2 separate regions of the Homo sapiens genome follow, and region 2 is linked to region 1. A link is a loop called in an ENCODE intact Hi-C map of the cell type or tissue named here. Cell type or tissue: adrenal gland. All regions are shown on one strand. Each heading gives the region's core, and the rest is flanking DNA. Links, peaks and the distances in the headings are about the cores only.

Region 1 (5,403 bases), core at 1,383-3,882:
ATTTCAGTTTGTTTAATTTTATTTTTAATCTCTCTAACCTTTTTAGGATGTAAATGTTAATCCTGAGATTACTGCACTACAAACTATGCTTGCTGAATGCCAAGAAAATCTTAAGAAACTGACTTCGATAGAGAAAAGGTTAGACTGTTTGGAACAAAAAATGAAAGGAAAAGTGATGGTAGATGAAAACACCTGGACTAATCTTCTTAGTCGTGTCACTCTTCTTGAAACAGAAATGCTTTTGTCTAAAAAGGTATTTTCCTCCTTTAACATTTATAAAATATCTCAGATATAACAAAGTTTTTTTTTGATTGTTATATGTGTATTTTTTTGGAAATGCTAAATATGAGAATATTTGAATAATGAGAAAATGTCTAGTTAGAATGAAGTCCTGTTTAAATATAGCCTGTATGTTGTTGTGGCTGTTGTTTCTCTCTTCATTGAATAAGATAATCTGAAAAACTTGTCAGTTGAGCTTTTACAGATGTTAATAATGCTTGAAGAATTTAAAATGAGGTAAGAATATGATAGATATGAAAAGCTTAAAATTATTTTATATCTTTTAATAGTACAAATAACCTATTTTCATAGGGTAGAAAAGATACAGAAGATATAGGTAACTCTTCCCATCTTTTTTTCACTCATTTACTTCAATCATATTGTGAATTTCATAGAATAGTTACCAGATTTACCATTGCCTTATCAAATCTGAGAAATTTGTTTTTTTTTACTCAGGATTTCAATTTCTGGTCTGTCTTTCCTTCCTAGAAGGTGAAGTCAAGTAGCTTGCTATCTGCTTCCATATTTAAAACATTTCTTATATGTAGGAATATGCAGTATATGTATTGCTTTAATAAAAAATTAAAAATATTTAAACATTTATCATGCTACCTTTATATTTTATGCTCAGCATTAAGAATATAAAATGAGAGGGTTTTTCTTTTTATTTCATTCTAAATATTTAACTGTGTTATTCCAGAATGATGAATTTATAGAGTTTAATGAAGTTAGTGAAGACTACGCTTCTTGTAGTGACATGGACCTTCTGAATCCTCGTAAGTTTGTAAATACTATGAGAATTGGTATGATGAGTTTTCAGAAAAATGATTGTTATAGTAATTTTAATATTCTTAAGCTTTATTGTTTAGAAATTGCAAAGCTCCTAGAACAAAGAACATAATGAACCTACAGACTACTAAAGCCAAGAATTGCTTAACTAACCAGCCTACTTATTTCACATAACATAGTGGGTGAATAAATTTCAGTGTACAAAATTGAAAATTTTTAGAGATATTTTACTGTTTTAATCATTCGAGAATAATCAAGTGCTCTAGGATATTAATGTTGGCCTCCAAGTTTTTAAATTTAAGCTTAGGTAGGTAGTAGCTTTCTCATATGTAAATAATAATATGTAAGAGAAGAAAACACATTTGTCAGTATCTATAAAGTATTGCAAACTTCTTCCATGTGAATAGTTCACTGATAATGATAAAATGGGAAAGATCTGATATTAGGATAGGTCTTTTCCTGGTCACTTTACTAGGCTACTGATATTTTGCTTAGTGTGACTGAGCAGCAAGGGTAAGATTTCTGTTTTTCAGTGACAGCTTTGTTTTGATTGTTATGTATTTTTAAAAGATCTAAATTTTGTGCCATATCTATGATTAAATCATAGCTATAGAAGAGATGTTTTGTCCAATTGAGAATTCATCGTTAAGTTAAATTTTTAATATCTGTGGATTGTTAACGTTATAAAATCTTTCAGCTCTACTATATGTGTAACAATAAAATAATATATATTCTAGCACTAACAGTGTGCCTGGCACGATTCTAACTACTATATTAACTCATTTAATTCTTGAAGTAACCATTGCAAGATAAGTACTATTTTTATATTTTACAGTTGAGGAAACTGAAGTACAGCAAAATTAAGTAACTACAGCAAAGGTCACACAGTTATTGAATTGTAGATCAAATTTGAATCCAGGCAACTGATCTGAAGTTTTTTCTTGACTGCTGCATATTTGGAGCACATATCAATATCATTGCACAAAGAACAATTTCAGTGATTAGCTTGTTAAGTATAATTATTTGAGATGCTATTTAAGGCAACTAAATTTATTATAGGCTGCAGATTTCAGATTTGGTAAAATGTTGCCTGTTTTATTTATCCATTCATATATCTATTCAACAAATGTTAATGCTTGAGTATAAGATCCTTGAGAGCAAAAACTTTATCTTATGGTCTGCCTGTCTAGCACACAGAAAGTATGTCGGTGCTTTTATCACCAGTATTTGCATATAGTAGAGTTTAAATATTTATTCACTGAAAGAATATTGAATGCTTGTGATTTGCAAAACATTGCCTTTTTCAAGTTTGATTTTGCATGCTCAGGCTTATTTTTTTTTAATGACATGATTATAGAATATACCTTTAACCTATTTAGAAAACACATGGCTAAGTTTTTTTTTTTTAATTTTTTAATTTTTTTGAGATAAGTGTGGTCTTACTCTGCTGCTCAGGCTGGAGTGCAGTGGTGCAATCATAGCTCACTGCAGTCTCCTAGATGTTAACTCCTTGGCTTAAAGTGATCCTCCTTTCTCAGCCTCCTGAGTAGCTGGGACTACAGGTACGTGCCACCACACCTGGATAATTTTTTATTTATTTACATACTGTTTTTAGTAAAACAAGGTCTTGCTATGTTGCTCAGGCTGGTCTTGAACTCCTGGGCTCAAGCAATCCTCCCATCTCTGCTTCTCAAAGTACTGGGATTACAGGTGTGAGTTAACATGTCCGGGTTCACATAGCTAAATTTCAACAACTGTGCCAGGACTGAAAGTAATTAACAGGCCTCTATCTGAAATGGATTACAGATTATGATTAGGTTGAATACCTGGTCTCATAGAGTTTATGATCTGATCTAGATTAATTAAAAGACTCAAGTTTATAAAGACTTACACATTATACCTTATACATGCTACTTGGAAATAGGGTTTGATTTCATTTGAATGCAGAGAGCAATAATTTACTACTCTGGGTTTAGGATCATATTAAATCAGGAATAGTTTTTGTGAGGTTCCAGATTTGTTTTGCCTTTATCAGGAATACAGTGTTCCATGGGGAATTGTAAGGCACCTTAATGTCTTGGTAAGAGTGAATTAGCAGAGGCTTTTAGGGATTGGACTTGTGTTGGATAATTTTGGAGAGGGTTTGAGGAAGCAAGGGCTACGGGTGCTGTCAGGGAGCAGGAGCAATTTGATGATTGATGGTAAGAATGAAATTTTTAGCATAAAATAAGTACTCATGTTAGGCAAGGGGGGCTATATCTGCTCATTTATGTGGTTACATGGTGCCCTTGTTTTGTCTATGTTCGGACATGAATGGTGGTTTTGGGTGTGTTGTTTCATTATGCTAATGAAGTGACCTCATGTGATGTTCTTTTTCATGAAATTATTTATATTCATTAGAGGGTACAGTAGTTTAGGTGTTAATTGCCAGACAGGGCACCAACTGTTAGTGCTCCTTTTTTATTTGCTTGTTTGTTTCGCTTTGTTTTGTGCCTTTTTTCCCTCAGAGGAAAAAAAAAAAAAAGGTGTGCTACCACAGAAGAGTGTGGTTTGTTCCTGTGTGACTAGCAGGAAGGGTACATGTGAGCACCTGAAGGAAGCTGTAGCAGAAGAGTAGAAAGATCAAGTCATGGAGTTTATCCCAGAGTCGTAGGAAGATTTTCAGCAAGGCTAATATTCTTAGGTTTGTGTTTCACAAAGGTTATCATCAAAGCAGAATAGTGATTTGTTAGGAAAGTAAGATAGGCAAGGATAATTTGAAGAGAATTTTAGTAGTCATTATTTCAGAATAATAATGAGGGTCTCTACTAAGGCAATGATAGTGAGGATAAAGAGCAGGTGATTTATTTGGGAGAAATTTAGATGTTAAAATTGATATGCCTTGATCCTGATAGATACAAAAAGGGTGAAGGAGAGTAAGGAAGGTAACACTGACTACTTGTGTTTGGCTCATGTGATTGGGTAGGTGATTGTTACTCTTTAATAAAATAAAAAATTCAGGAAGAGGAGAAGGTTTGGGAGAAATAATGAGTTCACTTTTGAATATAATAAATTATATATGAAATCCTTAAGACAGAATATCTAGAAATCAGTTGGATACATACATTGGTCCTTGATTTAGAAGTATTGGCTTACAAATTATTAAATGGTAAAGGACCCTACTGATTCCCTTCGTGGAATAAGGTGATAAGCCTCCAAAGATGGCAGTGAAAGATTAGTTGTTACGTGGTAAGAGTTGGGTAGAAGATTTCATGTCCCATACCCCCATAATCTTAGAAGTAGAAGAGTCCCTTTCTTTACAGAGACTTCTTAGCAGTCACTACTGAAGTACATAACAACTGGTGTCAGGGTCCTTGTGTCAGTGGCCATTGCCTTTCCCCTTTCCTTTCCAACCTGAACTCAGTTACCAATTCTTTTCTCAATCCCCTATAGCACAGCTAAGAAACTATTAATGTTTAAACAAGTAAGGCTTTACTAAAGGTTCAGGATAGCAATAAGAAAAAATATAGAAATTAATGTGCAGTTAACTGATCTGGCTATTAAATATAGCTGGTGTTCTGTAATGGTCCACTCTGTAGCCTCTGGAATCCTCTGTAGGAATAACTATGAATAGCCTGCCAGCCTGCCAAATACCAGCTTTCTCCCACCATGAGGCACACTCTTGAATAAGGTTAGACACCGCAAAGTCTGGACCCCAAAATGGAAGACAAAGAGAGCCATTCCTTCACCCTTTATCTGTCTTCCCGGACCTGTTTCCTTTTCCTAGGGCCCCCTCCTCTTTTTGGAAAGATGTCCGAAATGTTCAGGACAACTATCTGTACCCACAGAAAAAAATCCAAGATTTAGTGCATAGTAGATATAGTTCCTGCCTAATTTCAAATTATTTCTTAAAATAACCTCTTGTCCATAGCTCCTACTAAAAGATCTGGGTTTAGGTAGTCTTCAGAATTACACCCTGTAATCTTGACCTCCAGGCTTAGCTAATTGGATTAAGAGTAGACACCTGACCCAGAGAATTCCAGTTCAAAGTGTGATGAGTCAAATTACATTCTCTCTCTTAGCATTTGGAATTAGGACACCACGAGTTAGTTAGTCAAATGATATTGAGCCTGGGCCGGGCTGGCCATGTGGTGGAAGTTTACGCTGATGAGTCAGCAGAGAAAGCCATTCTACAGAGAAGAGCTGAGGGATGGAGCAAATGGCAGAAGTAGGCAAAAGAGACTGTGGCTCTATGAGAGATAAAAATTAGTCTTCTAGTTGTTTCAGTTCTCAGTGGTAATAGTTTGTTCCCCAATTAAGGTTGTCTGTGTAGGCTTACAATAAAGCTCTCTTTAT
Region 2 (5,403 bases), core at 1,616-4,115, 94 kb before region 1:
GAGGAGTTTAAAACTGGCATCTTTCTAGTAGCAGAAATTCACCTTTGAGTATGGCTTTTTAAAATTCCTCTTTGGAATAAAACGTTTTCTAATAAGAGTTAGTCTCAAAAAAAAGTTAATATTAGGTTGGTGCAAAAGTAATTGCGGTTTCTGCCATTACTTTCAAATGACACAAACCGCATTTACTTTTGCACCAACTTAATACTTTTTCTTTTTTAAGTATAAAGCTTTTGTTTTTAACAAAATAACTATTTGGTTTCTTTGGGGTTTCGTAAAACAAACTTTAAACTCATTGCATATTTGACATTTTACTATATTAGAAAGTGATGAAATAATTATGCTGGTTTTCGAATAACTAATTCAAGTATACTGTTTTCACTTTGATTCAGAACCTATTACTCAGAAAACAAGTTAGTGGCAAAGTTCTTAATCGTTTAATAAATATATTGGTTTGGAAATTTATTAGAACTAAGATGTAGAATATAGTAATATACACACGTTAGAGGTTTCCTTTCTCAAATTAAAAAAAAAATGGTAATTTAAGTGTAACCGTCCAAAAACGGGCATGAGGCATAAATGAAAAGTTTGATAAATTATTTTTTAAAACCTTCTTATGGAATTTCTTAGATCAAGATAAAGAGCGTTACCTGCATCCCAGAAATTCCTCTCCTGCAAGATGTTTTTTAAAATCAATTTATTAGATTTTTGTTTTGGGGATGTTTATGTTTAAATAATTGCTCATCAAGTGCTTGGATTTCTTTTCAGGACGAGTATTGTAGATTTTCCTCCCTTGGGGACTACTTGCCTAAAAATAAAATGATTCGAGCATTTTGAAGAAGGAACAAAAACAGCCTCCACATCCTTTTTTTTTTTTTTTTTTTTCCTGCCTCTGGCAGCCCACACTCCTTCCCCCAGCTTTCTTTATTCCATATGAGAGACATAACAAACAAACGATTACATGTTGAAAAACACATCTGAAAACAGAAAGGTCACGTTACTACCGAGTCCTGGGGAACATTAATCTGATGTTTGGAAAACAGTTGACAGTTGAAGGTTGGAGTTTCTCTTTTCAACTCCTGGACAGAGAGAGAGAAAGAGAGACAGAGAGAGAGAGAGAGTTGAATGAAAAAAAGAAGGGAAGAGACCACTTTGTGGCCTTTTCACTTCAGGAATAATTGAGGGACTGCCAAATTTCTAACCCAGATTTAAAAATGCAAACACATTCACAAAGAGGACTAACGATTTGAAATGGCTCAAGTTGGCATTGACTCTAAGTGAGAAGGTGTGTGTGTGTGTGTGTGTGTGTGTGTTGTCTTAAAATAATTAATGTGAATAGCGAAAAGTAATCACGATAACATCAAGCCCTGCATGCCTGAGGGGAGAGTTTGCTGGACAAAAAACAGTCCCTTTACTAATAGCTTGTGAGAAGGTGAAAGTTGATTGCCTGACCACTCGTCTCTCTCCAGCGTTTCTCTAAGTCCGAGCCCCCATCTCTCCCAGTCCTCCCGGCTCAGCGAGGAATTCCTTTTCTTGACTTGTTTAAGTGCTGGTAACCCAGGGCTCAGTGGCTGAAGCAGCTGGGTGTCTAAAACCCCGATATCTGGCTGCCACTGGGGTTCCTCCTATGTGAATTGTGAGGTAGAATGAGGAAGAAGATCTGAAGTACATTCCTGGGACTTTGGAAATTATCATATTGAAAATTGTACTAGTAAATTGCAAAGACAACAAATAATGAGTCCTTCTCTACAGGCATTCTCAGATCCTGGTATCTCTACAACACAGTGGATATTTGAGGCAGGACGATGGATGGGGCCAGGTGTGAGAGCGAGAATCAAGAAACCTAGGATCAAGGAGTTTTACCAGAGCTTTGTGTGACCTCGTGCAATGTCACTTTAACCTGGATAGCGTCAGGTTTCCTCACGCATAAAATAAGATCAGATGATGCCCTCTTGGATTCTTTGACTGCAGGACAATCATTAGGCCATAGTGAACAGATGCGCTTGGTTGCCAGACCGCGCCCTTTGCGGGTCTATCAAAAGGGCAAGCGCATATTCTGGAGCTGTCTCGGAGACTTGGACAGAAAGATTCGAGGCAAATATTCTAGGCTGGGAAATTTCGCGCCGAGCCCCCCCCTCAGTTAGCCTGTCTAAAGGCTGGTGTGGCCAGAGCGAGGCAGAGAGCTCTGCACCTACTGTCGGGGCTGACAATGATTTATGCGCTTGTGACCCACGTAGACCATAAACCTAGTTTGCTAGACGTACAGGGAACTGCGCCGCAGTTAATGCAGAGGACTTATCCTCTGACCTGCAATGTCTCCCCACCTGGTGCTCTACAGCTCCAGAGAGCAGGGATTTCAGCTTTTCCTCCCTCATTGGATCCAATTTCAATCCCCTCGGTTAACTGAAAGTGTGTTGACTTCCACCCAGCCGGCAGGACCCTAAGGGCGCCTGGAGCAGTCTGGTGCGGGTCCTGGCTGCAGCATGCCCAGCAGAGCTCCGGGTGCAGGAGGCTGCAAAGCCACCGCCGCGTCCAGGCCCCTTGAGCGGAGGTGGGAACGATCCGCCTTAGAGTTCAAGGTGAATTGCTGTGACAGTGGCGGGTGGAGGAGGGGAGTTCGAGCCGTTCGCCTCGGGGAAGAATTATCCCCGATCATTTATTTTTAGATCTGAATTCCTCCAGAACCCAGCAGAGGCTGTGGCCAGAGCCCCAGGGCCAGGCAAGCGGCCAAGCTGCGCTCTCGATAAAGGAGCCAGAATGGTTCCATCTGGTTACAAACATATCTTTTTATTAAAAAGCAATCAGATCCTGAAGCGCTTCCCTTGCGGTTTACCGCTCTCCGCAGGCTGCTTCTCCGAAGCCAGCGGTGGTAGCGCCCACTCGGTTGAGCCCACGCCTCCGCCAGGCAGCGCCTCCGCCAGGCAGACCTCCTGCGGGACATTTTGTGGCCAGGGGGGTTCCTGCCCAGGGACCTCTAATAGGGTCGGTGGAAGCTAATTTGAATCTTCCCAGTTCCTTCCCTGTTTATTTCTCAACCCAGCAGTTCAAAAATTCACTTTATAACGGTCCCCTAACAAAAACACGAGTAAGAAAGATAGCAAAGAATTAAGCTGGACAGGCACCCATGTTGCGAAAAAGGTTTTGCTTGGAGACTGCAGGAGAGGGCTATCCCTCTTTACAATTCACGACGTTACTACCAACTTTGCCATTGAGTGGTTCCTCTCCCTGCCCGAATTCCTGGCCATCTTCGTTCCAGAGAGCGATGCAATCATGGCCTTGAAACCGAACGGGGCGTAACGTGCCATTCCTCTCCAGCTCCCGAGCCCCACTCCCACCCTTGCCGTTGAAACTGTGAAAAAGCCGCCAAAGTTTGGGCACCCAGCCTGGCAGTCGGAAGACAGTGAGATAAAGAATGCGATAGTAAGTCCTTAAGTGCTTCCTAGAGATAAGGTCCCGGAATCCTGGAAAAATTCAGTCTGGCCTCCCTACTTCAGCAAGTCGCCTCCTGCTTCTGTCAGCCCCCTCCCCACACACACCTGGAGGGAGAGGCGGTGGCCACAGGGGTAGCTGGGGCAGACCCTCCGCTCCTCCACTCCCGGTGGCCAGGGGTCCTAAGGCCACGCGGCTGGCTTTCTTCTCTGGGAATCAGGAGATGATAATGAGAAAATCCCTCAACCATTGGCGCGACGAAACTCAAAAATGGACAGCCCTCCCTTATTCATAAATATTACTTCAAATATGTTAAAGACGTTAAGTAATTTTTAGTCTCTTTAGAATTTCCAACGCTATAGTTTATTATGACAGATAAGGTTTGATTTGTGCTAGTCGCGTGCCAGGACACTGAAGGTGAAAAGAAGGAAAACAAGAAAGAGTTTCTAAAAGAATACACGTAACATTTAAGATAACTACATACAAAGTGCTCACTTAATTTCTCTTAAAACAGTTACAATGAATAAATTACATTTCCAACTTAATAAAATTTAATTCTCTTAGTCGTTTGTACAATTGATGGCCTTTGGTTATAAAATTTTACTTTTTGGAGAAATATTGCCCCTCTGTCAAATTATAGCACATGACAAATAATATAGCAAATAATAGGTTTGACTTTTAAACATACACAGTTATTTGAAACAAAATGTTTTTAACTTTCTGGCAGCATAGGCAAAACAGTAAAAGCACAGTTATATTTTAGGAATTATCTTAATACATTCCCCTCTATGATATCAGAACTTACTCCTGATTGAACCAAGGAAGAACAGCTAACTCTTCGGATAAAACAATTTTTTCTCCTTCATTCCCAGGCATGGTTTGGAAAGCAATAAATGCATATTTGCAAGAAGTCATGAAAAATCAAGATTAAAAATACTGTATAATCTTCCTGGTAAAACATATATACATTTTATATCTGACCATATGAAACTGTCATCTATAAGTATTACATTTTAATGAAGCATAACTCCTCATGATATATTTATTTCATAACAAATGGCAAAGGTAATATTACTTATCTTCAAGTATTTTTTCTTTTAAAAGCTCCTCCCACCAAATGAGAGACCTCTATTTAAACAGCAACTTCTATTGAAATATATGATCTGAAGGAATTCGCTATTTGAAAGTCTTTTGACAGCTTTACAGATTATATCTGTTGAGTTTTTTCTCTCTCTCTTATTTCCACAATTTACATGTGTGAATATATGGGTAACCCTCACTAACTTTTCAACATCAGTCACGCACATTAGGTAGAAAAAATTAATTTTGAAACTATTCTTTGTTTTTAAAATGATATATGTCATTACTGTTAGGTGAGTAAGCTAAGTGTGTTTTTTTGGAAGGGGAAGGTAGGTTAATCACAATGATAGAGCAAATATAAATAGTATTATGTTGTTGGTGTTAAAAGGCAAAACCTCTTAGTCTGTGAAGATCACCTACTTACCTTCTCTCCATTAAAAAAAGAGTTGAACTTTTTGGCTCCCTGTATAATGTGTGTTCTCCATAGATTTTATACTAAATATTAATATTAAGATTATAGAGCTAACCTTTTTCTAATGTCAAAGAGCTTTTGAACAATACAGGCACAAGAGAGAAAAGACACCTACCTCATACATTCACATCCCAAATTTCCTATCTCCAATGCAACAGGAATAATCTTTTTATTCCATTAAAATGGTCACTAACCTTATAATAATAAAGGCATGTTTTAATCTCTTACCTGAAGGAGTCTTATCAATGTAACAAGAACTGAAATTGTGACTGGTCCTTGTTGTCGTTTACAGTACAGAGATCTGTACTGTATTGCCTTTGTGGAGGGCTGAAGTAACAACATATGACTACTGCCTCCTGAGACCCTTATGAAAATAAGATATATAGCTGGTTCAAATAAATGTTTTAGGCCTTGACCCAGGAATA

What was found. A loop is a pair of places that touch in the nucleus more often than their neighbours do. Peaks named below come from ENCODE experiments on the same cell type or tissue, not always from the same donor. Only the 100,000 strongest peaks of a DNase experiment are listed, where the experiment ranks them.
Region 2: it touches region 1 in a loop (4-fold over the local background); 68 of 110 quality-filtered maps call a loop at or near these places.

What each region holds. Positions count from the first base shown.
Region 1 is chr4:174,309,804-174,315,206 of GRCh38, forward strand. It overlaps CEP44 (centrosomal protein 44), which reads left to right. Exons shown (of 12, transcript NM_001040157.3): 8 at 47-253; 9 at 980-1,055. Among named protein-coding and RNA genes, the nearest start is that of CEP44, 29 kb to the left of the region's middle. In adrenal gland, for the core only: no CTCF peak of the experiment used is centred there; no DNase peak of the experiment used is centred there.
Region 2 is chr4:174,215,108-174,220,510 of GRCh38, forward strand. It overlaps LINC02268 (long intergenic non-protein coding RNA 2268), which reads right to left and starts at 5,291. Exons shown (of 5, transcript NR_125896.1): 1 at 5,207-5,291. RefSeq lists an enhancer at 1-29. In adrenal gland, for the core only: no CTCF peak of the experiment used is centred there; DNase peaks (open chromatin) are centred at 2,043, 2,564 and 3,284; H3K4me3 peaks cover 1,303 bases; H3K27me3 peaks cover 141 bases.